Regions from separate parts of the Homo sapiens genome. Here region 2 is linked to region 1. Evidence: chromatin loops called from intact Hi-C (ENCODE). Cell type or tissue: HepG2. All regions are shown on one strand. Links, peaks and the distances in the headings refer to the core of each region. The heading gives the core; the rest is flanking DNA. Region 1 overlaps CEP128 (centrosomal protein 128). Region 2 has its middle 260 kb from the start of DIO2.

Evidence for each region. Peaks named below come from ENCODE experiments on the same cell type or tissue, not always from the same donor. Only the 100,000 strongest peaks of a DNase experiment are listed, where the experiment ranks them.
Region 2: it touches region 1 in a loop (6-fold over the local background); 2 of 110 quality-filtered maps call a loop at or near these places.

The regions. Positions count from the first base shown.
Region 1 is chr14:80,570,165-80,585,956 of GRCh38, reverse strand. CEP128 (centrosomal protein 128) reads left to right here. Exons shown (of 25, transcript NM_152446.5): 20 at 5,534-5,583. Among named protein-coding and RNA genes, the nearest start is that of CEP128, 360 kb to the left of the region's middle. In HepG2, for the core only: no CTCF peak of the experiment used is centred there; DNase peaks (open chromatin) are centred at 6,386 and 8,116.
Region 2 is chr14:80,461,911-80,477,702 of GRCh38, reverse strand. It overlaps a transcript of CEP128 not described here. Among named protein-coding and RNA genes, the nearest start is that of DIO2, 260 kb to the right of the region's middle. RefSeq lists an enhancer at 12,731-13,422. In HepG2, for the core only: no CTCF peak of the experiment used is centred there; a DNase peak (open chromatin) is centred at 8,902; H3K27me3 peaks cover 5,290 bases.

The DNA.
Region 1 (15,792 bases), core at 4,370-12,369:
TAAGTCCATCATTTATAGGCTCATAAGGGTTGTAATGTGCTGCTTTATCTGATGAATTTTGTTATATGAAATTATGAATCAAATATATGAATATATTTAAATATATGAATCTGTTCACAAATAGAAATATCATAAATTTACTTTTTAATAAAATATTGAATTATTTTGAGAATTTGCATTATCTATTGTGTTTGGTAAATGTCGAGACACACAGAGTAACACTGGACAGGAGCACTGAATTATAGTAAGTTACAAGAGCCAGAGCTAAATGCTTTTCTCTAAACTGCAATCAGTAACTCAACATATTCTGCTGCCAATGTTACTCTGTCCAGTGCTGTTGTTATAAATGTTGCTGTGTCAGAAGCCTCTGTTTCTATAACTTTCTCTCCATTATCAGTTGGGCTTAGTTGTAATATGGATGAGGCATTTTATAGGAATGGTTAAAGAAAAATATAGTCATTTCTCAATTTGATCTTCAGTCTCCCTAGGAAGGTTCAAGTTACTAGATGGGTGTAATTGCTCATACACACCTGGACATGACTCACCTTTGAAAAATAAACAAACAATCTATCTGCTTCTTGGCTACCAGAAACCAAAATCAACATTAAAAAGTGTCAAACCTCCTTAAACAGCCAGATCACTGGTTGCAAAGACTGCAGAGGAAGAGATATAAAACTATCTTAGCCAAAAACTTGGTCGTGATATATTAACCCTAAGTGTTCCAGAGAAATGTAAAGCAGAAACAAAACAAAACAGGACAGCTGGATCATCCAATTCTCATCCATGATGTTCTGCTTTTTTATATGGCTTTTTCTCCCTCTAATGACTTTATGTCATAATGAGTGAGTATCAGCTCATTTAAAAAATTGGAACCAATCCAAGGAAAATACACAGGGCTGCTGCCCTTTTTACCAAAGATCTTTCATTAACTAATGTTGATGGAAGCAAATTTCACCACAGCAATTTACATGGTAGTTGAGTTGCTATTTGTATGGAACAGCAAACCAGAGAGTAATAAAAGAAAACACGAACATGTCAGTGGTGAGCAAGGGAGCAGAGCAGCCCTTTAGCTCTTTCCATGCTGATAAGAAGAGTAGAGCAGACCTTCAGCTCTTTCAATGCTGATAAGAAGAGCAGAGCAGCCCTTCAGCTCTTTCCATGCTGATAAGAACAAACAACAAGATTGTTCATTATAATGAAAGATACTAATCACGCTGTTATCACAGTATTAAGTCACTTTAACTATCTAGGGGTCTCACCTATATTCTCTTGTGTTTTGTCTGTTTGCATAGAGTGGTGCTTCTCAGCGATGCCCAGTAGCCATATTTCATCAGCACAGGTTAATAACCGTGTTCATCATTCCAAATGCATGTGCTTGAACAATGCACCTAACGAGTGAGCAGTGGCATACAGCAATGGTGTGGGTGGAGTGAGCAATTTTGGGGATATAAGTTAAATATCAAAGATAGAAAGGCAGTAGTTAAGGAGAACATGGATGTAAAATATGGATGGGCCAGAGGCAGTGGCTCACACCTGTAATCTCAGCACTTTGGGAGGCCGAGGCGGGCGGATCACTTGAGGTCAGGAGTTCAAGACCAGCCCATCTAACATGGTAAAACCCCGTCTCTACTGAAAATGTAAAAAGTAGCCAGGCGTGCTGGCTGGCACCTGTAATCCAGCTACTGAGGAGGCTGAGGCAGGAGAATCGCTTGAACCCAGGAGGTGGAGGTTTCAGTGAGCCGAGATGGCGCCACTGCACTCCAGTCTGGGCATCGGATGAGACGCTGTCAAACAAAAAAAAAAAAAAAAAAAAAATGTCACGGACGCCCTGATTCAGGGAACTTTTAAAGCAGGTCAGAAGAATACAGACAAGTGTGTATTTTATTTTTAAATCAGTATGAAGAAGGGTGCAATTAAGTATTGAGAGGTACAAATGAGAGCATGATTAGACAGAGCAGGATGATAGGAGAGCAAAGCTGTAGAAGTGGCTTTGTACTAACTAGGTGATCTCAGCCAAACCATTTGCATTTCTTTGAGTCTCATGTCTTCATATATTTGTTGTAGGATGAAACATTTTAAGGTGGACTAGAAAGTTCTTCTAGGTTTCTGAATAGAGATAAGAAGGTTCAATACAACTACATCCCTGGAGACTTTTAAAAATGGCAGTAATCCAACAAAAGCTAATTTAAGAAAAAGAATAGAGGAAGAATTATGTATTGGAAGTCCAGGAGGTTTGTGGGCTTCAGTCAAGGGTGGATGTAGTCCTCAAGCAATTCTCTCTTTCTTGGCTCTCATTTCTTCTTTGCCAGCCTCATTGCTTAATAAGTTTCTTCAACATAGTAGAAAATACAGACTTCGAAACACCAGGCTAATATAAGGTGTGGCTTCAGAAGGAGAAAATTTATTTCCTGGCATTCACATTAATCCTCTAAAAGGACACCTCTGGTGTTGCTTAGCTCATATGCTCAGGGGGATAAGATGCTCTGACTTGCTAGCCTGGGCCATGACCTGCTTCTGCAGCAGGAAAGGTTAGTTAGGCCTCTTGACCAAAAGTTTCATGGAAATCATGTGGAAAAGAGGAACAGGAGTTCTCAAAGGGAAGATATGTGGCACAAAGAAAAAAAAAATAAAAACCAAAACAGGTGTCTGCTTATACCCTTTATACAAGATGGTCAGTCAGGGAGAATATTTATTTAAAATTTAAAATTCTAGGAATTCTTCGGTTGTTTTTATTCAGCCATCCCAAGTCAAGCATTGTCATTGGCATCAGATTTGTTGGAAGAGTAGTATGACCCGTATGTATTTGGAGAAAACTGAGAACATAATTTTAAAGTTCCTATAATTTTATGAAGTTCTGTGAGTAGACTGGACTTCTTTCCTTCTATATTTTATCAGATGAGTGAGTTGTGTTTGGCTGCATAAAAGATCTGACACTCATTATTGATCCAGTAAGTTTTATCTAAGGAGTTTGGACTTGCCATACTAAGTTGACTCTGGAGGAACAAGATTAGTTTTCTTTTGTGGTTGATGAACCCCACTATGTATCACTCCAGTTACACTGCACCATTAAACAATCTAATTCATTACAAAGTGCCCAGCTCTGAGAACCTCCTAATATCCAGAAGTAATGGAGCTAAGTAGCCACATCCTCATAGGAACACAGGAGTGATCTTATATCTCACAAATATTGAAGAGAATTGGGGTAAGGACACAGTTAACTGAAACCAGATGGTGTAGAAATCTGTTGTTTTGGCCTGTCTGATGTCCATCCTTCCTTCTCTAACCCTAATTTTGCATTTGGAAACTATTCTTTCTATTCTTAGTCCAATCCTTTTGGGATTAACAATGAAAGTACTCCATACTTTCCCCTAGCCAAGCAGTAGGCAAGAGATCTAAGCTAGGCTCAGTAGCTGTTCTCTTTATGAAGTTTCATCTTGAGTGGAATGACATAAAGTTTAGAGGAGCCCAGAATAAAATGCTTATTAGCTCATGCTACCTATATCTCGTCCCATCCAGACCTGCTCTAGTTGTTATTGCCTTCAGATTTGGGATCCTCTTTTCCAGTGCATCTATTAGTTATCTCTATATCCTTCTAATAATTTCTAAATACATGTTATTCAAATAGCATCTCATTGCTTTCAGTTGGCAAGTCCCGGGTACCAAACCACTCCAAAATTCCATTTATTTAGCTCCTGGTTCTGTGAATTGGAGTTGACACTGGGCTCAGCTGGGTAGTTTGTCTGGTCTTAGTTGGGCTCCCATCTCAGTCATCTGTAGTCATCCTTAGATCAACTGGGCAACTCTGCTTCTGGGCATTTGCTGGCTGGCAGCTGGGGCAACCTGCAGGGTGACAGAAGTGGGAAGAGTCCTAGACCATGTGTCTGTTGTCATCTAGCAGGTTGGCCTGGGCCTATTCAGATGTCAGTGACAGGGTTCCAAGTGAAAAAGTGGAAATGTGTGAGGCCTCTTAAAGCCTCAGTCTGGACTGAAACAGAGTTACTTCAGCTATATTCTATTCACCAAATCAAGTCAGGAGGCCAGCCCAGATGCAAGAAGTGAAGCAGATGTGCATGGCCTCTTGATGGAAGTAGCTACAATGCCACAATGCAAATGAGTGAGGATGCAGGAAGAGGAATGATTGAGGGCACTTAAACAATCTTCCATACACCAAGTTGGTTTCTGTATCTTATAGCTACAGAACCTGATATGCCAATCAAAACCCCTTTAAAAATACACCCCAAAACACTGGCCTGCTCTTTTTACTTTTTTGACGTACCTGATTAAGGGAGGTTTTGGGAGCCAAAGTCAGTTCCTCTATAGCATACAGAATAGAAACAATCTCTTATCCTTAATCCCAGCATGTTGTGTCTTCAGGAGATTGCTTACCACTCATCTGTAACCCTCTTAGCTGTGCGGCCTCAAAGGGTCATCACAATCAGTTCTGTCATCTGCCAGGTCTCCTGAAATTTTGGTGTATTGCCTGCCCAGTTACAACACACCAGCATGACTTTGTCACTCTACTATATGACTGTTTCCTGCTATATCTAATATAGCACTTGGTAAAACATTTGAGTTTGCCTTTCTGGGATACATATTAGACTTCTGTAACTTATATTTTCCTTTTATGTAACATAGTCTCTTGGTAAGCTATATCAATGAGAGAGTAAGGCAAATACTCATATTAATATACACTGCTGTAGGTGTTTTTTGCCAGTTTTCATCCAAGTTCTGACTCAGCCTAGTCCTCTTTAGGTTTGTGAGATATAATAAGATCATAGCACAGGGTGGTATAGCTGCAGGCAGAAAATATGTTTTCTTAATAGCAAGTTCATAAATTAATGTAGGGCACTGAGACACCATGGCTGTATACATGCATTAAGACAGAGCTCTCTTCAGTTGACGACCTTCCCTTCCAACCACTAATTTCTCTGGGATGGTGCCAAACTCTTAGTCAAATGTAGCTTCAATGCATCCCACCCTCTCAGTGTGAAATGATAATTAATAAGACTTTATGGATGAGGTGGTGTTCCACTTCCAGTTAATAACACCTATTATTCCAGGGTGTTTTAATTTGGTTATAAAAATTGACTGTAGGGGTGGAACTTGGCTTGGGAGCTTGTTTTAAGGGCAAATGGTTTGTTTTTAATTTTTCTTTCAAAAGAAAAAGGCTTTTCTTTTTTTCTAAAGGAAATTTTGTGTTGCATTGAGTTATATAAGCATGAGACCAAATTCTTAAAATATTGGTATGATTACAGATTTTTAATTGATTTGATGTCATCCTTTGGTATGTCAGGTAAAGCTGAGAGATGTCCCAGGGCTTCTTGGCTAGCTTAGAGTTGGCAGGCTCCCGCGCTCTGCCATGTCCTCAGTTGGGATCAGAGCGTGTTTCTTTTACATGGCTTCTCACACTTAAACATTAAATTCTCTTCTCAGGCAACAGTTTATACAAGCTACTGGCTGAATTGCATTTGATGATAAGAGGCAACTCGTTTTTACATTGTATTTTGATGGGTATTTTACTTTCTTATTACAGATCTACTGGAAGAGACCCAAAGAAAAGATGAAGAAATGGGATCTCTGCAGGTAAATTCTTAAATAGGGCAAGCATGCTTGGTATGAAAACATTTGTTTTTTACTCTTTTATCCTTTATTATTGTCACATTCACACTGGTATAGCAAATAGGGTGACAAGGACAATGTCAGAACTATAAAGTTGGAATTTGCTTCCTTTAGAAGTCTCTGAGAGCACTGATCTAAAGCAGGAAGCCAAATCAGCCTCTATGCTACTTTTGATAGGAAATTTTATTCCTTGGTATAGCATAATAGGAACTGCAGCATTAGGAAATGAAGGCAGTATCCTTTCATAGTCATTTCCCTCAAAACAGGACTGATGAATGAAGATGAATTCATGGAATCTACATTTTCAAGTGAAAGTCAAAAGTATTCTGACCCCATGGGTGTCATCTACTAATGACCAACCAATTAACACATAAATAGAGCTTAAGGTTGCCTTGTACAGCCTCTCAATTCAGTACAGGTTTATTCACATTTGTTGGGCTGGAAAATGGTGTTAGAAAGATTCCACTCGAATTTTAGTTGATATTTCTGTGATATGAGCAATGGATGTGAAGTTGGCATCTGACAGAAGTTCTCTCTTCTTTTCACATTGGGCTAACTTACAAATGGGTAACTCAAGTGTCTGTCTTTATTAGGGGAAACATAATCAGTTATATTCCCATGATAGAACCAATTCACTTAATGTCAGGTTGGGGACTAAGAACAGTAAATACTTTGGACATTTAGAGTTCTTCATGGGCCTGGAGCTACAAGGCAAGACTGGAGAGTGATGTCATGAGCTGGTTTGAGTGCTTTACGGGTAAAGATGTTTGCTTTTGGCAAATGAAAGATAGGCCACATAAAGTCCAAAGAGCAAGAGAAGTGTTCTGTGATTGGGGATTCTTCTACCTGATGGTATACCCATTAAGAGAAAATTGTATAATTGATCTGAAAATGCAAAGGAAGCATAGTTTATACATCCAGTAAAAGTGGTACATGTTAGCTTCAGTTTTGTACAGATTAGATTATTTTAACATCTTGTACTATATTCAGGTATAAAAAAAAAAAAAGAGCATTGGTTAGTCCAGTCTGGGGCTAGGAAGAATCTCAAGTGTATACTTGACCTGCCTATCTCTGTGAAACTAATATCAGCAATGCTTGTTGTTATAAAAAGCATAGCTCTTTGTACACTAAATGTGTATATTGAGAAAGTCTTTTTTAGGCATTGTGGTTGTGTGTTGTGTTTACCCAGAATAACATATATAAACATACTTATTGAGTATATGTCTGGCCTTTTGAAATGGCAGCACAAGTAGTTTTTTCTTTCACAGTGCAAATGTTGGAACTAGTAATCTCATTAAATTTAATAGCCTGTGTTGCCTCTCAAATGTTTATTAAATACTGGCAGCATTTTCTACTGAAATGTCCATCCAGTGCAATAGAATGCACCAACCAACTAGCTATGGACATTTATAGTTGGAGAATGTGTAATATGATGTCCCAGAGCAGAAGAGTTAAATGTTGACACTTTGTAATGGTAACTAGTGCCTGATATTAACACTCTATTATGAATAAAGAAGGAACTCTCGGAATGCACAAGAGTCCAGAAGCATATCACAGAAAGCCTTTAATGTTAAAGGCTAGAGGAAAATCCTTGGAAAAGTGCCTATATTCCTGAGTTTCTATATTCACATATGATTATCAGAGGTGATAGTTTGAAGAATACTATTCAAGTATATAGGCTGAAATCCTACAATGACACAATAGTACCTGGCTGTGTTTCTGGTTCACTGGGTAACCTTGGATAACTCAATTAACTTTGCTGTGCCTATTTTCTCATCTGTAATAGAAAATCATAAAACTGTCTTCCAGAAGTGTTTAGTGTGGATTAGATGATCCCAGAAGGGAGAGCTAAATATTTAATTCCAATTTACAATGTTAGCACATCCTCATGTATCCAAATTGGAGTCAATTTTATTTACTCATTATCATCTTATAATTATGTATAACAGATATTCTGCATTTTATGTCATTCTCCTTAGGGGTAGGGGGTATTTTATTTAGCTCTAAACCCTTTCCAATTTCCTATAAATGAGGTACTCCATTTACTCATTGAACAAACCCTTATCAAGCACCAATTCTGTGCACACCACTGTACTAGGTGCTAGGGATACAAAGGCAAGCTGTGTGTACTAGATGTCTTCTTACCCTCTATATTATAATTAGTGAAGACTATAAAAATCAGTGTTTATAATAAAATCCTCAAAATTCATATTAAAGGAAAAGTATAAGTGACTGTGGGAACATATAAGAACATCTGTCCTTGTTTGTCATAGGTAAGGGTAGGTTGGCAGAACTGACAGGGAATTAAGTACGATTGAGGTAGGTTAAACTGGAGTGGGGTGGCAATCCAAGTAGGCTTCCCAAAGAAAGCCAATGTTGGAATGATAACTAGGAGTTAGCAGTGGAAAGGATAGGGGAAGGCCTAGGATAAAAGAGCACAGTTTCATGTTTAAGGAACTGAAAGTTCAGTATGTTGGAATGTAGCATCTGAGAGAGGGGCAGCAAAACAAGAATTTTTTAAGTAAACAGAGATCTAAAGGACCTCGTGGAGGAGTTTGGACTTTACCTTCGGTATATGAGAAATTGGAAAAGGGTTTGAAATAAGAGAACAATATGGTAAATCTGCATTTTAAATAGATACCTGGCTGTAACGTGAAAAATAATTAGAGGCAGGCAAGATTGAAATCAGGGAGACCAATTAAGCAGACATTTGTGAGACTCTCGGCAAGAGATGATGGTGACCTGGATTGGGTGGCAGCAGAGAGCATGAAGAGGAGTGGGTGACTTCTTAATATGTTTTAGAATATAAAGTCCATGGAACTTTGAGATTGGTTGTTAGGAAGTAAAAAGGAAGGAGTTAAGAATGATTCTTGTGTTTCTCGATTCGGCAACTTCACAGATAGTTGTGCTCTTCAGTGATATAGGAGGAAGTTGATCAGTTCAATTTTTGGTATTTTGAAATGTCCAGGTGGTAATGTTAAGGGAGGTTCATTTGAGTCTGGAGCTCAGAAGGTGTTTGATCTGAACATGCAGAATTTGATGCCATCATGTCTGTTGTCCATATCATAAGAATGATACTAAAAGTCATATAGCGAATGTGAATTCCCAGGGGAAGTATTTAGAATGAGGAGAAATGAAATCCTAGGCCAGAACCCTAGGAAACACCAACATTTAAACAACAGGCTAAGGATGAAAATCTTGCAAAGGAATCTAAGACATAAAGGAAATAATTTCAGGAACATATAGTGTTATGAAGTTTAGCAAAAGAATATTTCAAGGGAAAGATCATCAACAGAACTGAATAAATATTTGTTAAATTCTTGAATCCATTTAGCTATGGGGTTTAGGTTTCAAAACAAAAATTTACCTTTCAACGAACTGTAATTTCCTGTCATACCTGTCAATCAACTCTCATGTCTTTCACTTTTCCGGATGTCCACTACTTAGCACAGTGCCTCATCTTAGTGGGTACTCAATAATTTTTTGTTTACTGAATAAACAAACAAATGCCACCCTACTGGTCTCTTATTTATATAGCCCCTATTCCTGGGTCTCCTCAAGATCCACCCATTAAAAAACAACACCAATCCCTGTCCTGTCCTAGAGTTCATTTTTTGTTTAAATGTTTTGGGGAGAGACATCCAAATTCTGCCATTCCTGTATAGACACAGACACAGACACAGACACACACACACACACACACACACACACACGCCGGAGTAATTTCACATGAGTGGTAGTAGCAGTGGAGAAGGATAAAACGGCAGGGGGGGTGGAGCCTCAGGGAGGAGAGTGTTTTCAATCTTAAGAGGAATCACAAACAATGGAGACAAACATATTTGACAGTGATTTTTAACAATACAGCTTGTAATTACCAAAATTCTTCATTGGAGCTTAACATTGTCTGCCTTATTTTTGTGTGTGTGTGACATTCATTTGCAGTTGCATTGTGTGCTACTCCTCTTAAAGTATTGTCTTTGACTATAAATGTGTAGTGCAGTATCAGAGTTTTATTTGCATATGAGTTTGAGATACATTGAAACAAGCAAATCCCTTTTTCATTCCTCTCAAGATCAGCTGAAACTTTAAAATAGACACACAAGGTAATCCATTTTTCCTCAATTTAGTTGAATTGCATTCAGTGACTTGACACCTTGCTCGTGATGGCTAATAGCGGTAGGTGTTGCTGCTGTTTAGTGTTTTTATTTTTTTAAATACCAGTCTACCTGGTTCACCTTTCCCCATGTTGCTTTCTGAATCCTAAAATACAGCACACACCGAGAGTTAGTATCATGCTTAGTTATGAAAGCTTCACAGTGTTACCTATGACAGTCACTGAACAGAGTATCTGCAAAACTCATGTGCCCTTACTCATATGATAACTTACTGGTCATCTCTCTTTTCATTTTATTTGAAATGAGTCATGAGATAACTTCCAGTCATCTCTCTTCATTTTATTTGAAATGAGTTAAAACTAGATGATTATGAACATAATTTTTACTATTCATTTTCCTTTCATACTAAGCCATTGGTAGGTTACTTTGCGTCAGCACAATATATAGATATTGTAAATTAAGGATAATAATAATACTGATTTCATAGGACTCTTGAGAGGATTAGCTACCATAAGAAATGTGAAAACTTTGGTGCCTGACAGGTTGCAATAAATATTAATTCCACACAGTGACTGTTTACACCTACTATGTGTCAGACATGATGCTGCATGCTTAGGGATAAAGCAATAAACAAGTCAGAGGTCTCTGCCCCCATCGGGCTTCTCCTTCCCTCTTCCGCCACCTTCTACCCTTGCCCTTTCTCTTACCTTCCCCCCTGCCATGGTCAACTCTGAAATTTAAATTCATATTTTCATCAGATTATGCTGAAGAAAGTAGTATTATGTCTTTGGCCAGCTGCTAAATATAATGAAAAATCGAAAAAAAAGTCATGATGTGGCAATAATTAATTGATTATTGGGCTACATATGAATATCATTCTCATTATTTTAGGAGGAGAAAGGAAGCATTTTAGTTGTAGGACCTGTAATCTAAATGTTGTCATAAGTATTTTTGAACACATTATTTGGTATTATTAGAAATTTTATTAGAAATGAACTGAATCCTTTTCAATCTTGTTAATTTCTAACAGTGGGTTTACAGATTTTGTATATATACATGTATATGAATATTTCATATACTATATAATAGATTTTAATTACAGATTTATATATAATATTGTATTATATAAATCTATAATAAAATATATAAAAATATGTACAATCTTGAATATATATATTTAAGTGACTGATTTTTCTGAGACATTCCAGAAGCTCTGCCTGAAGGATATTAAATATCATTAGTGCCATGCTGTTTTTCAGATGACCCATAATCATTTTTAAGTTGTCTATCAGTTGGCTTTGAAAAATAGTCTGGAATCTCCCAGTTGAAGGGTTCGATTTTCTTTTTAGTACTGTTTTAGGGGTGGAGGGACAGGTGTTAGATTTTGTTTTTGTCACCTCAATAGTGCTTAGGCAAAAACATTTGAAATGAGCAGTAAGGGGAAAATAATCTCTTCCCCAGCCATTATTTATTTCAGCTACTTATGGAGTAGCCTATGGCAACACAGTCTTTCGAGGAAAAAAATAGAATATACCTTCTTGGTTCTTTTGGAACAAGTGTAATAAATATTAATATTAGGGTGTTATAATATAAAGAATGCCAGTGTAGAGTTGTCAGGCACAACTGTTGGAGATAAACCGGGCAGGAAAAGCCACCAAAGAATGCGACTGTCATTAGCAAATAAATTACCCTCCTGGAAGCTGGCAAGATAGTACATGAACCTCTCAATACCCAGTAGATGGCTAATCCTCCTGGTAAGGAAACCGTGTGAGAAACTGGGCTATTGATCGACCAGGTGGATAATTTCTGTGGTTTTGCTGTCAGTCTTTTCTGCCGAACTGTAGCATGCCCATAACCAGTACTTTTAGAGATTGCAGGTAGAAATGCAGGGTGGGGCAGCCACGAGTCCATTTTAGAGTTCCCTCGGAATTGCTTTAGAAGGATGAGGGTGACAGGGAATGCTCTGCTCTCTCACTGGATCTCAGAAAGAACTGAAGCAATTCATTTCCCCAGAAATTCCCATTTTCTTGGGAGATACTAAAGTACATTTTTAGAAATCTCAATTTGAATAAATTGATAAATTAGGATTAACTGTTTAAGGTTTCATTAAACTAGAAAGTAATACAGTCCCTACTCATCCCTAAGATGACTCGTGAGAGTTATAACAGAATTTTTATTATTCTGGAAACCAAAATGTAATGCATACCCACGTATTCTTCTCAAGGTGCATTCCTCAAAGCTTAGGCAAATAACTGCGTATCTCTATGTCTTCTTCTGAAATGTGATTTAAAAATAATTGTTCTAAGCAATGGCATAAACAAAACAAAATACAGTGTTGTGGGGATGGAAGGTTGGGCGACCCTTTGCCACTTTCAGGCAGAGGTAACTTAACAGCTCATTAAAATCTCTATTTTCTCGAAAGGTGAACAGGCTTACCAACCTTAAATTTGGTACAAAGTTACACCAGAAAGAACGCATTAGCAGTCTGCCTTGGGGTCAAACAGGTTCTCAGCCAATTAGGTTTACACCCTTCAATTTACTACATCAAGAGACCTCATGAGAGCAGGGACCCACTCTCAGTAAAAAGGATTCCACTGAAATTGTAGTGCTCATTAAACCTTGTCACTCTGTTTTACCTGAAATTTGCAACTTAATATTAATCCCAAATTTATGACAGTATAAAACTTGAAAATAGAATACCCTACGAAAGAAGTATTCTTGTGTCTGAATATATCGAAGTTGATTGACTAGGTCATTTTCATTTGAGAATAAAAGAAATATAAAAACATGCCTGGTTCTGTTTATCCAATGGGATGAAAAGCGCAAGACTTCAAGACTCAGCAGTCTGCTTGAATCAAGCTTCTAAAAAAGCTTCTAAAAACACACACATCATTTGGAAACATTGTTAAAATGGAAAATCAAAGCATAGTCTTTGAGCTCAAAAGCCCAAATATTTCTCTGTGACAGAAAGTTTATTTAAAAAGTTAGTAGTAAAAAAGGCTGGGCGAGGTGGCTCATGCCTATTATCCCAGCACTTTGAGAGGCCTAGGTGGGTGGATCACCTGAGGTCAGGAGTTTGAGACCAGCCTGACCAACATGGTGAAACCCCGTCTCTACTAAAAAAAAAAAAAAATTAGTCAGGCGTGGTAGCCCACACCTGTAATCCCAGCTACTTGGGAGGCTGAGCCAGGAGAATCGCTTGAACCTGAGAGGCAGAGGTTGCGGTGAGCCGAGATCGCGCCATTGCACTCTAGCCTGGCCAACAGAGCAAGACTCCATCAAAAAACAAAAAACAAAAAACAGTGACCTGGGTGTGTTTTACAGAATAGGTAAATTCCTCCCACCAGGGGGAAGATGATTTGACTCATCTTCATACACTATCCCCTTTACAGTTGACTTTGTGAAAAGCAACGCTTCCAGAAAACATACCTTGGCTCAACTGTCAAGAGTCTGAGCTCTGAGCTCCATGGGCATTGGGGCTTATGTAGATAGCAGTGTATGTTTTCTTGTGTTTTTTTTTGTTGTTTTCAAATCTCAACACATTATGATGTTTCAGTCTTAAGTTTATCTGGGAGTTTTTGCCAGTCTCGAGTCAGTGGGCACCCTGTAATTTGGGGCAATCTCATTTGTGTTACAGAACATAAGTGATCACTTCAAGATCATTCCCCTTAATATTTTACAGTACATTGCTTATACCTCTCACAGCACATCCCTAGACAGACCTCAAACTTTGGGCAAATATCTATGTTAATCCATTTTATCGTCTATCTCTGGATAACAATGAGAATTGTGAAAAGCAATATTCTGGGTAATGACTATAGTGTGCAACAGATTTGGAAATAAATGCTCAGCAATAATACCTTTCTGGTTGAAACACATTTTCATTGACTCATGAAACAAATCTCTGAGATCCTAAGTACTAATAATACATGATTAAAAGAAACTGTAGTTCTCACTTCTAAGGCCATCTCCCCACCCAATCTCTAGCTGATTTTCCAGAATATACAGAAACACTGCAGAGGATTTCCCCAGTCTGGGATCTTAAAAACTCACTTATTTTATGCTTCAGTCTACTAACAAATACTTATTTAGCACTTGCTAACTCCCGTCAGGATTGTGCTAAATCAGCCCAAAGGGTGATGGTCTGTATGTCAAAGGAGAGGGAAAAAGTCACACATGAAACCAAGCAATTCTTTGTGTCATACACTGTGGTAAAACTGCTAAATCTATGTAAATTATTACTCGCAACAATCCTCCAAGGTACGTAACTACTATTGTAATTGTATGGATAATGTCGCTGAGACTCATACTTCCTCAGCCGGTGAGAGAACTAGTACTTGTTTTTGAACTTTCTTGGCTTCTATACTACTATACTTAAGAGCAATGAAAAACAGAATCTCCTCACCTTTCTTTTTTTTTGTTCTGATTTGTTTAGGATCCTGGCCTCTTTTTCTTTCAATTTCTTCCATTTTTTTTCCTTCTTCGTCAATTTCAGTTTTCAACCAAGTTCAAAATAATTCTGGCAAAAAAATTAAAGGCAACATTAGAACGTTTCCATAAATTTTAAATTGTGCAAAAAGTGACAAAACTAAAATGAGCTGCAAAAATGACTAATAAGCATCTCCTCTTATACTTTTTACTTTTATTATAATCAGTTGATTATTTTACTTTTTAAAAATTGATTCTAAAGTGCATTCCTTTTCCAGTGTCTCTGCATTACATGTACTATTCTAGATTTAATTTGTTAGAAGTTTAATGTTTACTTTTAAATGTGTGAAGGCTTATTAGCATGTTAATAAATAACATGTAATGTCTGTAAGTAATATTTCTGTATTTGCCCATAAAGTAAAATAGAAAATAGTACCTACAAGAGATTCCATGCCTTTACTACATTCTGGTTGTAATAGAAATCCCTAGTTCTTATTTCACTGTGAGAAAAGAACCAATACATTGGTCACGACTGAAACAGGGATTGAAGCACAGAGGCCAGATATGATCTCAGTGATGAATCTAACCCCTGCGGTCCAGATCCAAAAAATCTAAGGGACCAGCACAATATAGGTGTCATTTAGCTGCACAATATTACAGCTAATTAAGTTTAGGTCTTTGCTTTCCTCAATCCTTTCTTGTGCTGTTTCCGCAGTGGTATTGACTGCCATGTGCTTCAGCTGTCCTGATGTCAGACCCAGATAAGTAAGGAGTTGCAACTTACTTAGAAAAGACATATGGCAACAATATAATAGCCCCTTTATTATATAGTGAAATAAATATAAAAATGTATACAAATAATTTTTTTATTTGGGCATTAAATTTTATTGATATAGTATGTTTTATTACACTGTTACCTAATGCCTGTTAAAAATGAGGTTCTGGAAGTCTGTTTTGGCATACTTTAAGGAAGAGGCTCCAGGGCAGTTACCCAGTGCATCCCCTAACCTCTACCATGGAAAACCACAAAGTCACCCTGATGCTAATAAAAAAAAGAATTTATTGTCTATTTGCTCATAAAACCTCACTGTATGCATATGATATTTCCATTAGTTCCATTTTGCTGGGCTGTTAAGTAGAAAAAATACACACACACACACTCTCACAATTTTTAATTTGTTTTTGAGGTTAGTATAGACTGTTTTGAGTCAAATGGAGCTGGATTACAGACCAGCCTCCCCGACCCCCTACATTTAATCACAACATGGACTTCAACACACTTAATGTCTTTGAAGTCTATGTTCCTGGCTTTAAATGAGTGAAATTAATGATATCCTCCTACTGGAAGTTTTCATGAACATTAAAAATAAGAACATATGGGCCGGGCACGATGACTCACGCCTGTAATCCCAGCACTTTGGGAGGCCGAGGTGGGCGGATCCCCAGGTCAGGAGCTCAAGACCATCCTGGCCAACATGGTAAAACCTCATCTCTACTAAAACACAAAAAATTAGCCGGGCGTGGTGATGCGCATCTGTAGTCCCAGCTACTCAGGAGGCTGAGGCAGGGGAATCACTTGAACCCAGGAGGCGGAGGTTGCAGTGAGCCAAGATTGTGCCACTGCATTCCA
Region 2 (15,792 bases), core at 4,129-12,128, 110 kb after region 1:
GTAGAAAAAAGGAATCTGGTAAAATCAGCCAAAGCAAGGACCTTTCCCCCTCCTTAGAACTCGCTAAGCTTTCCATGGTGTGTGGGCCTTTTAGTTCCACTCATTATTCAGGCCTAATTCAGGTCATCAAAATAGAAATGCATGGGACAGGTGACTGACATGACTGCATCGTGGTTTAGATGTATAGATAACACGGGGAGGTGCTTTACATTTTAAGACTTTGTTCATAATTCTTTTATTTATGGTTTCTCTGAATCATTCTTTTGGAACATTCTAAAAGAGCCAGAGGAAAAAAATGGAACTTTTTCTCAAGGGACTTGACTTAGTGGATAGCTAAATGTCCAGTTTCAAAAGCTTATCCTTTTGAAATGCTTTTATACTTATAAAAGCCCAAAGAAACCTTAATATGGGCCACATAACTATAATGTAATTTTTCCAAGGTAGGAAAGGCAGTAATACTGTACTATTAGAATATATGGATTTTCATAAGAGCAGCTGTTGTTTCACTAAGGTTTACATTATTTTAGGTCCTAGTTTTCTGTTTGGAGGTGTATTAATGAGTTCCTTGGTTAATTTATTCCCATTCTCTATATTTCTGATTCTTAATTGTATGATGTGGTTTATATTCATTGTTTTGACGTGATAGGAATGCCAACAATGTGCCTTTGGTTTTCTTATGCTTAAAAAATAAAAAAATAAATAAACATTAAATGTAAAATCATGAAGGATTCTTACGAACAGTTGTATGTCCTTGACTAAATTTTTTTTTTTTTGAGACAGAGACTCACTCTGTCACCCAGGCTGGAGTGCAGTGGCACCATCTGGGCTCACTGCAACCTCCGCCTCCTGAGTTCAACCGATTCTCCCACCTCAGCCTCCCGAGTAGCTGGAATTACAGGCGCATGTCACCACACCCGTCTAATTTTTGTATTTTTAGTAGAGATGGGGTTTCACCATGTTGGCCAGGCTGGTATTGAACTCCTGACCTCAAGTAGTCTGCCTGCCTTGGCCTCCCAAAGTGCTGGGATTCAGGCATGAGCCACCATGCCCGCCCTCTTGACTAAATTCTTTAGCCCTGTGTGTACCTAATGTTTTGCATGTGGGCAGTTATCTGAGTACTTACTGTGGGATAGTTTACAGAACTGAACTTCAATTTCAGTTACACTGGATATAAATGAGCAATATAAAAAATATAAACAAGCCCATGAATGAAGACTTTCCTCTGGGCAATTTTAAGCCAGTAATGTATAATCAACTGAAAAATAAGCTTGTTTTATACCACATTTATGCTAAGACTTACCACACAGTGGGAAATAAATAACAGAAAGTAGGTACCTTCAGGTATATTTATAGGCTAAACCTATGAATCTTTGGTTAATAAAGCAATTCTTCTGATGCTTTGAATACTTGGGACTTGAGGGTTGCAGTTAATTGCATTAAATTAGGATGATGAGAAATGCATTCTGGCTTCAATTCTTCCAGTTGGAAATCTTCCTAAAATGTATGAGTAGATTTTCTCAACTAGCAAGACAATGAATTTTATCAGTCTATTTTTTCTGATTTAGACCTGGCAAGCCTCAGGGATATAATTCTCAATATCAATCACCATTGCACAATATGATACACAGGTAGAAGATAGAAGATGAAACAGATGAGGCCATCTGTATTATTGGCCTCAGAATAGTGGTTAATCCGTCAGTCACCACAAGGACTCTATTATAGTCCTTCGCCGTGCAGACTGCTGGAGGAGATATAAAACTATCATAACTATTTGCTTGTACCTTTTAAGATATTTAGCAGCATCCTTGGGCTTTTTGTTGTTGTTGTTGTTGTTGGAAGAGCAGAAGTAACAGACATACTTCCTGTACGTGGAACACAAATTCAGAAAATGGAAAGAGCAGAGGTCAAAGAAGATTTTATAGAGGAAGTAGGTTATGAACAGAATCTTAAAGGATGTTTAGTGTTGCCAAATCAACCCTAAGTGCTTGATGAATAAGGGGGTCACTGTTTTGACCAAAACTGTTAAATAAATCATTTAACAGTTTTAATATAGCTTACTGAAATTTTTCTCGTTAGTTACCATTAAAACTCTTAAATGATTCATGAAGATTATTGAAGACAAATTCCTCTTAGGACCTAGGCATACCCTCAATGTTCACCGTGTAGGTAGATGTGGAATTTAGGGGCCAAATTTCACTTTTCCCCAGTATAATTTGTATATGACCTACCATTCAGTAAAGCTATTTCTCCTCCACTTTATCCTGCTTCATCTTCTCTTTCTAGTCTTCTTCTTTTTCTTGCCCGCTGTTTCTTCATTCTTCTTCCTCCTATATTATTTTCTTCACATCCTTCTTTCCCTTTTCAGGTTTGGGTGATATAGGCCTGTGAGAAGAGAATCCACAGTCATAAACAATGTACTGTATTAGTCATCCTGTGGCCTCTGAAACAAATTACAAACTAGATGAGTTAAAACACAGAAATGTATTCTGTCACAGTTCTGGAGGCCAGAAGTCCAAAATCAGTTTCACCAAACAGAAATGAAGGTATCACCTCCACAGAAGAATCGATCTCTTGCCTCTTCCAAGTTCTGGTGGCTGCCAGCTTCGGTTTATGGCTGCGTTACTCCAATCTCTGCCTCTGTGGTCACATGGCCTTCTACTCTTCTCTGTGTGTCAGATCCCCCTCTTACAAGGACATTTATGATGCTATTTAGGGTCCAGACAGATAATCCAAGATAATGCCCTGAATCTCAAGATCCTTAACTTAATCATACCTACAAAGATCCTTTTTTTCAAATAAGTTAACATTTACAGGTTCCAGGGATTAGAGAATTGATATGGTATGGCTCTATGTCCCCACCCAAATTTCATCTCAAATTGTAATCCACACATGTCAAGTGGGGAACCTGTAATTCCCACGTTTCAAGGAAGGGAAAGGGAAGTGATTGGATTATGGAAGCAACATCCCCCATGTTGTTCTCATGATAGTGAGTGAATTCTCACAAGATCTGATGGTTTTATAAATGGCAGGTTTTTTTGTGCTTACACATGCACACTCTCTCCTGCTGCCTTGTGAAGAAGGTGTTTGCTTCTCCTTCTGCCATGATTGTAAGTTTCCTGAGGCCTGCCCAGCCATGTGGAACTGTGAGTCAATTAAACCTCTTTTCTTTATAAATTACCTAGTCTTGGATAGTATCTTTATAGAAGTGTGAGAATGGACTAATACAGTAAGTTGGTACTACGAATGGGGCACTGCTATAAAGATACTGGAAAATGTGGAAGCGACTTTGGAATTGGGTAGCAGACAGAGGTTGGAACAGTTTGGAGGGCTCAGAAGAAGACAGGAAGATGTGGGAAAGTTTGGAACTTCCTAGAGACTTGTTGAATGATTTTGACAAAATACTGATAGTAATATGGACAATGAAGTCCAGGCTGAGGTGGTCTCAGATGGAGATGAGGAACTTATTGGGAACTGGAGCAAAGGTGACCCTTGCTATGCTTTAGCAAAGAGATTGGCAGCGTTTCGCCCCTGCCCTAGAGATCTGTGGAACTTTGAACTTGAGAGAGATGATCTGAAATTGGAACTTATGTTTAAAATGGAAGCAGAGCATAACAGTTTGGAAAATTTGCAACCTGACAATGAGATAGAAAAGAAAAACCCATTTTCTGGGGAGAAATTCAAGCCTGCTGTAGTAATTTGCATAAGTAACTAGGAGCCAAATGTGAATTGCCAAGACAATGGGGAAAAAATGTCTCCAGGGCATGTCAGAGACCTTCACAGCAGCCCCTCCCATCACAGGCCTGGAGTCCTAGTGGGAAAAATGATTTCATGGGCTGGGCCCAGCACCTTGCTACTTTGTACAGTCTTGGGACTTGGTGCCCTGCATCCCAGCTGTGGCTAGAAGGGGACAATGTACACCTCAGGCTGTTGCTTCAGAGAGTGCAACCCCCAAGACTTGGCAGCTTCCACATGGTGTTGGGCCTGCAGGTGCACAGAAGTCAGGAATTGAAGTTTTGGAACTTCTGCCTAGATTTCAGAGGATGTATGAAAACACCTGCTACAGAAGTCCAGGCAGAAGTTTGCTGCAGGGGTTGAGCCCTCATGGTAAACCTCTGCTAGGGCAGTGTGGAAAGGGAAACGTGGGGTCGGAGCACCCACACAGTGTCCCCACTGGGGCACTGCTTAGTGGAGCTGTGAGAAGAGGGCCACAGTCCCTCAGGCCCCAGAATGGTAGATTCACTGACAGCTTGCACTGTGCACCTGGATAAGCCACAGACACTCAATGCCAGCCCATCAAAGTAACTGGGAGGGGGGCTGTATATTCCACAGGGGTGGAGCTGCCCAAGACTGTGGGAGCCTACCACTTGCATCAGCATGCCCTGGATGTGAGACATGAAGTCAACAGAGATTTTTTAGGAGCTTTAAGTTGTAATGACTGCCCCCCCGCTGGATTTCAGACTTGCGTGGGGCCTGTAGCTCCTTTGTTTTGGCTAATTTTTCCCATTTGGAATGGAAGCATTTTTCCAACGCTTGTACCTCCACTGTATCTTGGAAGTAACTAACTTGTATTTGATTTTACAGACTCATAGGTTAAAGGGACTTGCCTTGTCTCAGATGAGACTTTGGACTTGGACTTTTGAGTTAATGCTGAATGAGTTAATGTGGGGGTCTGTCCTGCAGACCCTGACCCAATGATGGATGAATAACATACACTGACACAGATATTTTGCCTGTCAGTCCAGCTGAGGGTCCAGGCCACCTACAGACACCAAGGAGGGTGCTGTAGAGTTGCAGCTGTGGCCCCAATCAGCCAGCAAAGCTCACATTTATTCAGTATAGATTAAATGACAAAGGTCTTGAGTAAACACCACTAGAGGGTAATTGACACTGCCCACCTCCAGAGTAGAAGCAATTATGCACCTGTGGTTGATCAAAGGTTGGTTTTAGGACCACATGAGTAAAGAAGCTATTTAGATAAATTGCTCTACATTCCTTTGTATCTGTGCCCTAAACTATTAACTCAAGGTAAGGATTAGGCTGCCTTCAGCCTGATCTATTACTGGAGCTTATGCAAACCAACCCCCAACCAGCCTTCCAAGAAGGTTTGTGTCTTTTTCTTATAACTATCTTTAAAATTTTTCCCACTGAGAGGTGAAGCCAGCTGGACTTCCTGGGTAGGGTACGGACTTGGAGAACTTTTCTATCTAGCTAAAGGATTGTAAATGCACCAATCAGCACCCTGTAAAAATGCACCAATCAGCACTCTGTGTCTAGCTAAAGGATTGTAAACGCACCAATCAGCACTCTGTAAAAACGCACCAATCAGCGCTCTGTGTCTAGCTAAAGGATTGTAAATGCACCAATCGGCACTCTGTAAAAAGTCACCAATCAGCGCTCTGTGTCTAGCTAAAGGATTGTAAACGCACCAATCAGCACTCTATAAAATGGACCAATCAGCGGGATGTGGGTGGGGACAAATAAGGGAATAAAAACTGGCTATCCCAGCCTGCAGCAGCAGCCCACTCAGGTCCCCTTCCATGCTGTGGAAGCTTTGTTCTTTTGCTCTTCACAATAAATCTTGCTGCTGCTCACTCTTTGGGTCCACACCACCTTTAAGAGCTGTAACACTCACAGCAAAGGTTTGCGGCTTCATTCTTGAAGTCAGCGAGACCAAGAACCCACCGGAAGGAATAAATTCTGGACACGCCACCAGCCTGTCTGAACTCCCACATCTCTCCCTTTTCTGTTCTTTGCATCGGGTTCTGTTGACCGAAGGGTACAGATGTGTGCAGCAACAGGTCTGTCAGACGAAGTGGTCATTCCTCTTATTCCAGCTTTGTATCCTAGAATTAGCAAATAACATAAGACAATCATGAGTATAATTAGCAACATTCTTTTCCAGTCAAAGAGTGACCCCCAGGAGCAGGGGTCTAACCAGGAGAGATGATCTTGCCTGCTCTTCCATATGGCTGTTTGTTGGGTGTGTAGATGTATCGTGTGAAGGGATTCTAAAATTTCAGTTGTAAGTTGCTTTACGTCTGCTGTTAAGTTGTAATGAAAGGTTCCCCAGGGGTATTGTTTCACCTCATCCCAACTATGCATTGATCGATTCCATGGTAGAGAACTGACATAGATATGTTTATGCTCCCAGTCGCAGTTTAATTGTTGACAGAATGCCAGTGCATCTTGTCACTCCCCCACATATTCCAAGACAGCCTCAAGGGCTTGCAGACTTGCAGGAATCTTTTGATCTGTACCCTGCTGTAAGAGAAGTTCATTAGACACATTTTTGGCCAAATTATCTACAAAAACAGCATTTGTACTGTTTCAGTAATAGATGCTACAGCCACACTAGCAGTTGCTAGGATAACTATGGCTGAGACTATAAAGGCTGTAAGTGTGCCTATGAATCTTTTGGGTCTGACCTGGGATAGGGTACATTCTAAGGTGGCAAGGGCAGAGGAACCTTGCCAGTCGTGTGTCAAATTGACTGATAGGAATGCCTCAGATTGTCTCCTTAATACCATGGCACTAGTAATATTTAAATTAGATATATTATAATTAGTGATACATGAGACAAACCAAGCCTGTTCCTGCACCTGGGTCACAAATGCAGAGTTTTGGGTGTAATGGAAATATTAGTTCCCATAAGGAAAACATATGGATGGGTAGTGCAAATTAGGCACTGATCAGTGTGATTATGAATAAAGGTTATAGTATAGTTGTTACTGGAATTATGATATGTCCCATGCCAGGTGTCAAAGGAAGTACTAAGATGTCCCAGTCACCATAAAGTGTCTTGAAGTGGGATGGACTTTACTTGGGGTCTGGGATATCCCATCCCCCCATTGGCCCAAATCACAGGGGGATGGAACAAGGCTATGAAACTGTGATTGATGCCATGATGGATGTGGACATCAGTAAGGCTGTCCTGCAAATGGCCATGAGGGTTCCAGTCTAAGGTGTTATAATTGCCTAACTGGAGGCTACAGGCTTGTCCCCTGTGACAGACCTCCCAGCTAAAGTGGAATTCATTACTTTCCTGGCTTTGTTCTTTAGCACAGGAAGGAATGTTTGGGAAAGCAACATTGATTGAATTACCCGGTTTGAGGCTACCTGCAGCTAAGACTGTTAAGGCATTTCTTTTGCCATGATGTAGCCATAATTGTGTTTGAGCAGGTACACAGTAAGGGTTAGAACCTTTATAACTTAACGCATAGTGGGAGGATATTGGAGTGATACTTATTGTTATCTGGCATCTTAGTCCAATGTGTGCCATTAATGAGGGACCCCACTGGGGGTAAATCTATCCCTCCTAGCCAAGCAGTCACGTTATTAAAGCCTGGGAAGGGGGTGTCTGCCTAGGTGACAGGACTAAAGAAAGGCGGATCTAAGATATGAGCCCAATAGAGTGTAGCAGGTACAGGTTGCAGACAAAGCAAGGGCCTAAAAAGGAGCAATACCCTATGTGAATTGCAATGTACAACAGACAGCATAGCAAGGAACAAATTATCTGAAGTGAATGGTGTCTGTGTCTGGAGCGGGATTCATTCAGCCTCCTGAGTTGTCCTCTTCAGCATACCCCAGGTAATGTCCGGGGCTTTTGTCGTCCACAGAAGCCACATCGTCCAGGGCTGTGGGTCCTGTAAGGTCAGTTCCTTCATTTCTGGTACCGGGTTGGGTCCTAGCCATGCCATGGTATGGTTTGATGCATCATGCTGGAATCTAAAGAGGACCTGAGGGGGTGTGGACAGAAGTGTACCCTCTTCCCCAAGTTAGTAATTCATTTGGACCACACCATATATTACTGTTTACATCTTTCCATAAAACTGCAGGTTTTATGTCTTGAGAGGTTTTAGCAAAGTGCTTTTCTACAGCTGATTGAAATTTGTCATCTAAATTTTAAAAATTAAGGGTAAATAAGGCTTGTGCTAGTAGCGTTGCAGGGTCTTTACCCATACTCCCCCTCTTCTGTTTTTTGAGCATATTTTTAAGGGTGGAGTGGGCACGTTCTACTATGGCCTGTCCTTGGGGGTCATATGGGATGCCTGTGGAATGTTGGATATCCCATGTGTGACAAAATTGTTGAAATTGTGAGCTGACATAAACTGGACCGTTATCAGTTTTAATTTTTGTGGGCCATCCCATAAATGCAAAAGTTAAAAGATGTTTAATGACATATTGGGTGGAATCTCCAGGCAAAGCATGGGCACTAATTGAGAATTGGTATCAATGGATACACGTACGTATCTAAGTTTTCCAAATTCGGGGATGTGTGTAACATCTGTTTACCGTAACTGATTAGGTTCTAGTCCTCTAGGGTTAACACGTGTTGAAGGTGGGGATGCGCCTGTGAGCTGGCAATCTGGGCATTGCAGGATAATTTGTTTAGCTAGTCTCTGGGTGAGTTGAAATTGTTTAGATAAGTTTCTCTAATTTTGGTGTAAAAATTGATGTGATTGGGTGGCTTGGTCAAGCAGTGATGTCATAACCTGAAGGTCTGCTTGATCATTGCCGTAAGCCAATAGGCCAGGCAGTGAACTCTGGGCTCAAAAATGTGTGATAAAAATAGGATGTATACACTGATCTAGCAATTGCTGAAGTCTAAGAAAAAGAGCACACAGGGTGGGCTCCAGAGTGGACTTAATTAGGGCTGTTGCAAGGTTCTGCAATAAATAGAGTAGGCATAGTCGCTAACAATATTGATGGGCTGAGCCGAAAAAGTTTCCAAGGCCAATATCAGGGCCCCAGTCTCAGCTCTTTGAGTGCTAGTAAATCCAGATCAAGTGAGTGAATTATGTAGTCTCCAAAAGACTGCCGCCTTTCCATGTTTACCAGATCCATCAGTAAACAGTGTTAAAGCATTAGGTATGGGGGAGTGAACTGTTTGTGTAGGCAAGATCACAGGAGTACAAGATAAGAAATGAAGGAGTTTGTCAGCGGGAAGGACATGCTCTATTTGTTCTGTGTAATCAGAGAGTGCTATTTGCAAGTCCATCGATAAGGGCAATACTGCTTCTAACTGCTTTTTACTTAAAGGAATCCTGATGATATTAGGATCATAACCTAGCAACTGACTGCATCATTTGCAGCCTGAATAGATGACTTTACTAAGTAACTGGATATAGGGAACTAGTGTTTTAGTCCTGGTATGTGAGCAAAAACAAAAAAACCATTCTAGAAAGTGCAGTCCTGGGGTCTGTGGTTAACCCTGTAGGGGAGTGTTTGGTGGGAAAGATAAACATTTGAATTGAGTAGCCTGGATCTATGCTATCTAGGTGCCTCTGAGAGATGGTTTATTCTATTTCCTCAATTTCCCTTTTGCTGCAGGGGTTAAATATCTGGGAGAATCTAGGGCTGTATTGCCCTTTAAGATAGAAAACAGGTTTTGCAGCTTATCCGTAGATATACCCAGAGTAGGGCAGAGCTAGTTGATATCACCTAGTAATTTCTGATCATCATTTAAGGTGTGTAAGTTTCTAATATTTAATTTAACATTTTGAGATCTTACTGACTGGGAAGTTAGTATGTACCCACGATATTTCCAAGGAGAAGACATCTATACTTTCTCGGGTGCAATGATTAAACCTTTTAGCTATGTATTCTTTATGACAGAGGTAAATACATTTAAAAGCATTGGCTCCATTGGGGCTGCTAGTAGAATATCATCCATAAATGAATAACCTTGCAATCAGGAAATTCTTTTCTACTGGGTAGCAAAGCTTGATTTACATGATACTGACACATGGTAGGACTATTTAGCATTCCTTGAGGAAGCACTTTCCAATGAAATTGACAAGCTGGCCTTTCATTATTGATAGCTGGTATTGTAAACGCAAATTTTTCTCTGTCCTGTTCTGCTAAGGGAATCATATAAAAACAGTCCTTCAAGGACAGAAAACCAAACACTGTATGTTCTCACTTACAAGTGGGAGTTGAACAATGAGATCACTTGGACACAGGGCGGGGAACATCACACACCAGGGCCTCTTGGGTTATGGAGGGCTGGGGGAGGGATAGCATTAGAAGAAATACCTAATGTAAATGACGAGTTGATGGGTGCAGTAAACCAACGTGGCACATGTATACCTATGTGTCAAACCATGTTGTGCACATGTACCCTAGAACTTAAAGTATAACGAATATATATATATATATATATATATATATATAAATATAAAACAGTCCTTTAAGTCAATAATGATTGTAGGCCAATCTTGAGTAATCACCATGGGGGAAAGGAGCCCCTGCTGAAGGGGTCCCATATGTTGCAAATTGACATTAACAGCACGTAAGTCATGCAAAAGTCTCCATTTCCCAGACTTTTTGGGAATGAGGAAAATGGGCGAATTCCAAGGACTATTAGATGGTTCCACATGTCCAGCTTTTAATTGCTCTTCAACTAATTCATGGACCCTCTGTAATTTCTCTCCCTTCAGAGGCCACTGTTCTACCCAAATAGGATCTTGAGAGAGCCACATCGGGGTAGGGGAAGAATAATAACAGTGGCCCTTGTTAGAAAGGGGTCTGCAGAGTGACCCCCATTGGGCTAATGGGTCCCATCCCCAAAGATTAACAGGGATGGGCATGATTAGAGGTTGCATAATTGCCTTTCTTCCTTCTGAATTGCAACATGTTAGGGGGCACGTTCTCTGCTTGGCTGTGTGCACTTCCCCAATGCCGACAATTTTTTGTTTCTGAGTGACCCAAGCCCAAGTTTCTGGCCAGTTTTGATCACTAATAATTGAAATGTCCGCCCTTGTGTCCAATAAGCCAGTAAAATTCTTATTTCTAATTTCTAAGGTAATCATGGGTCTCTGGTCAGTGATTAATTGATTCCAATATACTCCTGTGTCTCCTGTGCTTCCCAAACTTCCCTTCCCCTTTCCTTTCTGTGGGCTTTGGGGACCTAGTATGGTAAAATCAGTAACTGAGCTGTCTTTGATCGAGGGGGAAGAATATGCAGACCTTTACATTCCATCTTAACCTATATCTCACCTTGGTAATCACTATCAATTACCCCAGTGAGCACATTAATTCCTTTACCAGATAAGCTAGACCACCCTAGGACTAATCCCACTGTTCCCAGAGGCAGTGGGCCCCAGATCCCAGTTGTAACCCTTTTAGGGTCTTCTTCTTTAAGCACTAATTCACTGGGGCAGAGTAAGTCCAGTCCTGCATTCCCAGTGGTGCCTGCTCTGAGAGAGAGGACTGTGGACTTTCCATCTGACCAAGGAAAGCTGCTGGCGTTGCCCATTTGTAGCGGGGCCTCATGAAGTTTCCTACCTGGTTACTTATGGGGTTTCCGTTTTTTTCAAATTTTGACCTGCATTGATTTGCCTAATGTTTCCCCTTTTTACATTGGGGGCATATAGAAGGGGGTTCTTTCCTGAGTTACTTTGGTCTCTACTATGGGGGCATTCCTTGTTCATATGACCTGGCTTTCCGCATAGGAAATAATTTTGGCTTCTCTCCCTTTTTACTTTAGGAGCCCTTAATGCCATAGCCAATATTTTGGCTTTGTGTGTCTCAGTTCCCACCAGCTGACATGGTTGTATAAGTTCCCTGACTGTGGCTGCCTTTCCTCTGATTGCCTGCATTGCTTGCTGGCGATCCACATTAGCATTTTCAAAAGCCAGTTGCACCAATAAGATATCAGTGGCCTGGGCGTGACTAATTTGTCTCTTATTTGCTTTGGTTTACCGATTGATAAACTCAACACATGGCTCCTGAGGCCCCTGTCGAACATTTATAAAAGATCCCTGTTGAACTCCGCTTTTGGGAATTCAGTCCCAAGCCCTGAGAGCACACAAAGACACTTGAGCATAGGCCTGGGGATCAAAATCTAGTTGTTGTTGTACATCAGCATGGGGACCCCTCCCCTGGAGCATAGCAGCTGTTATGTCTTGCCTGTCTGCCTGATTCTGGTTGGCTTGTTGTTCACACAACTCATCATATTCTGCCTTCCAAAGGAGGTATTGGCTAGGGTCCAAAGTTGTTTTAGCTAGCATTGACCAGTCCCATGGGGTCATACGGAAGTTGTCTGCCAAGTCCTTAATTATTCCTTTTGTAAATGGGCTAGTGGCTCCATTTTCTTTAATGCTTTTTCTTAGCTCTTTATAAGCGTTAAAAGAAATGGGTTCATGTTGCTGATTGCCTTGTCAGTCTTGCACTACCAGGCAGGCTGAAAGCTCCCCTTCTAATGCCGCTTGCTTAAGGCAAGGTCCCATAGCTGGAGTGTGTCTCTTGTCTTTTTTCCTATTTATTGGAGGAGGAGGTTCAGGCAAGACCTCTGTTTCCTCTTTGTTATTTTTCCCCAGTGATAGCAGGTCTGAGGGACTCAGGGGTGGTAAAGTATGTGACAGTTCCTCCTCCTTCACCTTTTTAGGCTCTTCTGTGTATAGTGGGACCAAAGCCGCCCTTACTAAGGCCCCTACGTTAAAGATGATACTGGGACCCATAGACCTTACACCTGATGTTGTTTAAGATTTGTTCCCACTTGTTCCCAGAGCTCTACATCTAGTGTGCCTTCTTTTGGGAACCATGTATTATGGGTTACAACAGTTTTCATTAGATCCCTTAATTGAGCCTGCGAAACCCTGGCTCCACTAGCCTTAAGCAGCGGTTTCAATACTTTTATATACTATTTCTGTTGCACTGATAACTGTTGTCCCATGATGAAACCTCAGCCTGAACAATCCCCCACCCCTGGACTAGGAAATTCCAAGCAGGCACCACTGACTTACTGACTCACTGACTCTGCGGTCCTTTTCACCTTCATTTTGGGGGGTCCGTCGTGATCCTTCGCAGCATTCCTCACACGGAGCGCCAGCTGTAGGGGGTCTGTCCCGGAGACCTTGACCCAGTGACAGATGAATAACGTACACGGACACAGATATTTTGCCTGTCAGTCCAGCTGAGAGTCCGGGCCACCTACAGACACCAAGGAGAGTGCTGTAAACAGTTGCAGCCGCAGACCAGCCAATCAGCCAGCAAACCTCGCCTTTATTCAGCATAAATGACAAAGGTCTTGAGTAAACACCACTAGAGGGTAATTGACATTGCTGACCTCCCAAGCAGAGAGCAATTATGCAGCAGCAGTTATCAAAGGATGGTTTTAGGACCACAGGAGTAAAGAAGCTATTTAGATAAACTACTCTACGCCCTAAGCAATTAACTCAAGGTAAGGATTACGCTGCCTTCAGCCTGATCTATTACTGGAGCTTATGCAAACCCCCCTGGCCTTCCAAGGTTTGTGTCTTTTTCTTATAACTATCTTTAAAATTTTTCCCACCAGCCTGACTGAACTCCCACAAGCTAAGACATTGGGGGACTGTTGAGAAGGCATGATTGGTTTTGAAATGTGTAAGGGACATGAGATTTGGAGGGGCCGGGGGCAGAATGATATGGTTTAGCAGTGTCCACACCCAAATCTCAACTCAAATTGTAATCCCCACATGTAGAGGGAGGGACCTATAATCCCCAAGTGTCAGGGAAGGGAAGTGATTGGATTATGGGGGTGGTTTCCCCATGCTGTTCTCGTAATAGTGAGTGAATTTTCACGAGATCTGATGGTTTTATAAATGATAGTTTTTCCTGTGCTCACACACGCATACTCTTTCCTGCTGCCTTGAGAAGAAAGTGCCTACTTTTCCTTCCACCATGATTGTAAGTTTCCTGAGGTCTCCCTAGCTATGTGGGACTGTGAGTCAATTAAACCTCTTTCGTTTATAAATTATCCCATCTCGGGTAGTATCTTTGTAGAAGTGTGAGAATGGACTAATACAGGAATGATTTCTTTAGGCACTGTTATTAAGCCCACTATAATTGGAATATTACAGAGTCCTCCTTTAACATTATGGCAGACAACAGTGTGCACATTCTGTGTATATATATAAGCCTCTGTTGTGAGTCTCACCTGCAAGCATAAGAAAGGAGTCATACCTTTTCATGTATCATCACTGGAACCCTGTTCTGTGTTTGAGCAGTACCTCCATACCAAGGACTGAAGAAGGAAAGGGATCTCACTGTTACTTAGCAGTTCCCTGAGAACCAACCATCAGTTCCCAAGTAATGAAGTTCAGGGTCAATGGTGTGTTCCTTAAGGAACTTCAGACTTCAGAGGCTCTTCAGACTTAAGAGGCTATTTTTTTATGAAGAAAGTGTTTCTGTTAGTCTTATTAGGTTTTGTTTCAAGTGGACAATATACTCTCTTCAACACAAGCTGGAGGAGATACAGCGAAGCTCATAGGAAGGATGGATAAGAAATCCTCTCAGCTAGAGCTCTGGCTAAATTTAAGAGATCAGGACTGCAAGGAAAAAGATACTTTGAGCCCTTCTCATTTAGCTTTCTTTAAATAATCCCACCATCCAAAAATTATCTAGGCTAGGTTGAGGAGGATGAAAATATAAAGAAGCATGAAAATTCATGGCCACTTTCTCTCCTACCCAGTATCCATTGTAAGTACACCATTTTTTCTTGCTGGGTCCTGTGGGAGAAGAACTCTAGATAATTTGCAGGCATTAATTTTGATGGGACCTGTAGTCTCTAAAGCTTTTTTATATCCTTGCTCATCACTCTCAGAATTCTATTCAATAAATTTTAGAAAAGTGATTCTAATTAGAAATAAAGATTACTCTTTCAAAGGAGTATTTTTAAATAACTCTAAGACATACTAGAGTGTTATACTTCCATATATCCAATTATCATTTTGACTTTTTCCAGCATTAGCTTACTTGGTATTGGATGGGGTGCAGTTTCATAGGGTTATTTTGTTTGCCAGCAATATTTGGTTAGTGGTATCTAATGCCCTATGGAGAAAACATCTCAGGATCTTTGTTGACTAAAGGTGATTTTTCTAGCTCATTATTTCTCTGCCTCAGCTTTATTGACATTTTGGACTGAATAGTTCCTTGTGGGGTAGGCTGTCTTTTATATTTTAGGATGTTTAGCAGCGTCCCTGACCTCTATGATCTAGATTCCAGGAGCAGCTTCCTACCGAGTTGTAACAACCAGAAATGTCTCTAGATATTGTTCGATGTCCTCTGGGAGCAAGATGAACCCTGTTGAGAATGATTCTTCTAAATCTATTATGTGCTTGGTTAGTAATAACAGCTAGCATTTATGGAGCACTTACTGAGTTCTGGCTACTATAGTAAGCACTTAACTTTCATTAATGAATTTGATTGAATCTCAGAAAATCTCACAAAGTAAGTGCCAGTATTTTCCCTAAGGATATTGACACACAGTAGTGTTGAGCCAATGGGCCAAGATCACAAAATTCGTAAAGAGAAGAACCAGGATCTGAACTAGCAGTTACAATTTAGAACCGATGCTCTTAACCAAGGTAGTACAGCTGTTGTCTAGCACTCATTTAGGTATATGTAGTTACAGACTTGAAAAGCCTCTTCCTTTGCAGCTATTTAAAGGTTGCAGGCTGGGAGCAGTGGCTAACACCTCAAATCCCAGTGCTTTGGGAGGCTGAATTAGGAGTATCTCTTGAGGCTGTGAGTTTGAGACCTGCCTCGGTGGCAAAATGAGACACCATGTCTATAAATGTGTTTTTTGGTTTTTGTTTTGTTTTGTTTTGTTTTTGAGACAGAGTCTCGCTCTGTCGCTTAGGCTGGAGTGCAGTGATGTGATATCGGCTCACTGCAACCTCCGCCTCCTGGGTTCAAGTGATTCTCCTGCCTTTGCCTCCTGGGTAGCTGGGACTACAGGCACATGCCACCACGCCTGGCTAATTTTTTGTATTTTTAGTAGAGATGGGGTTTCACCGTATTAGCCAGGAT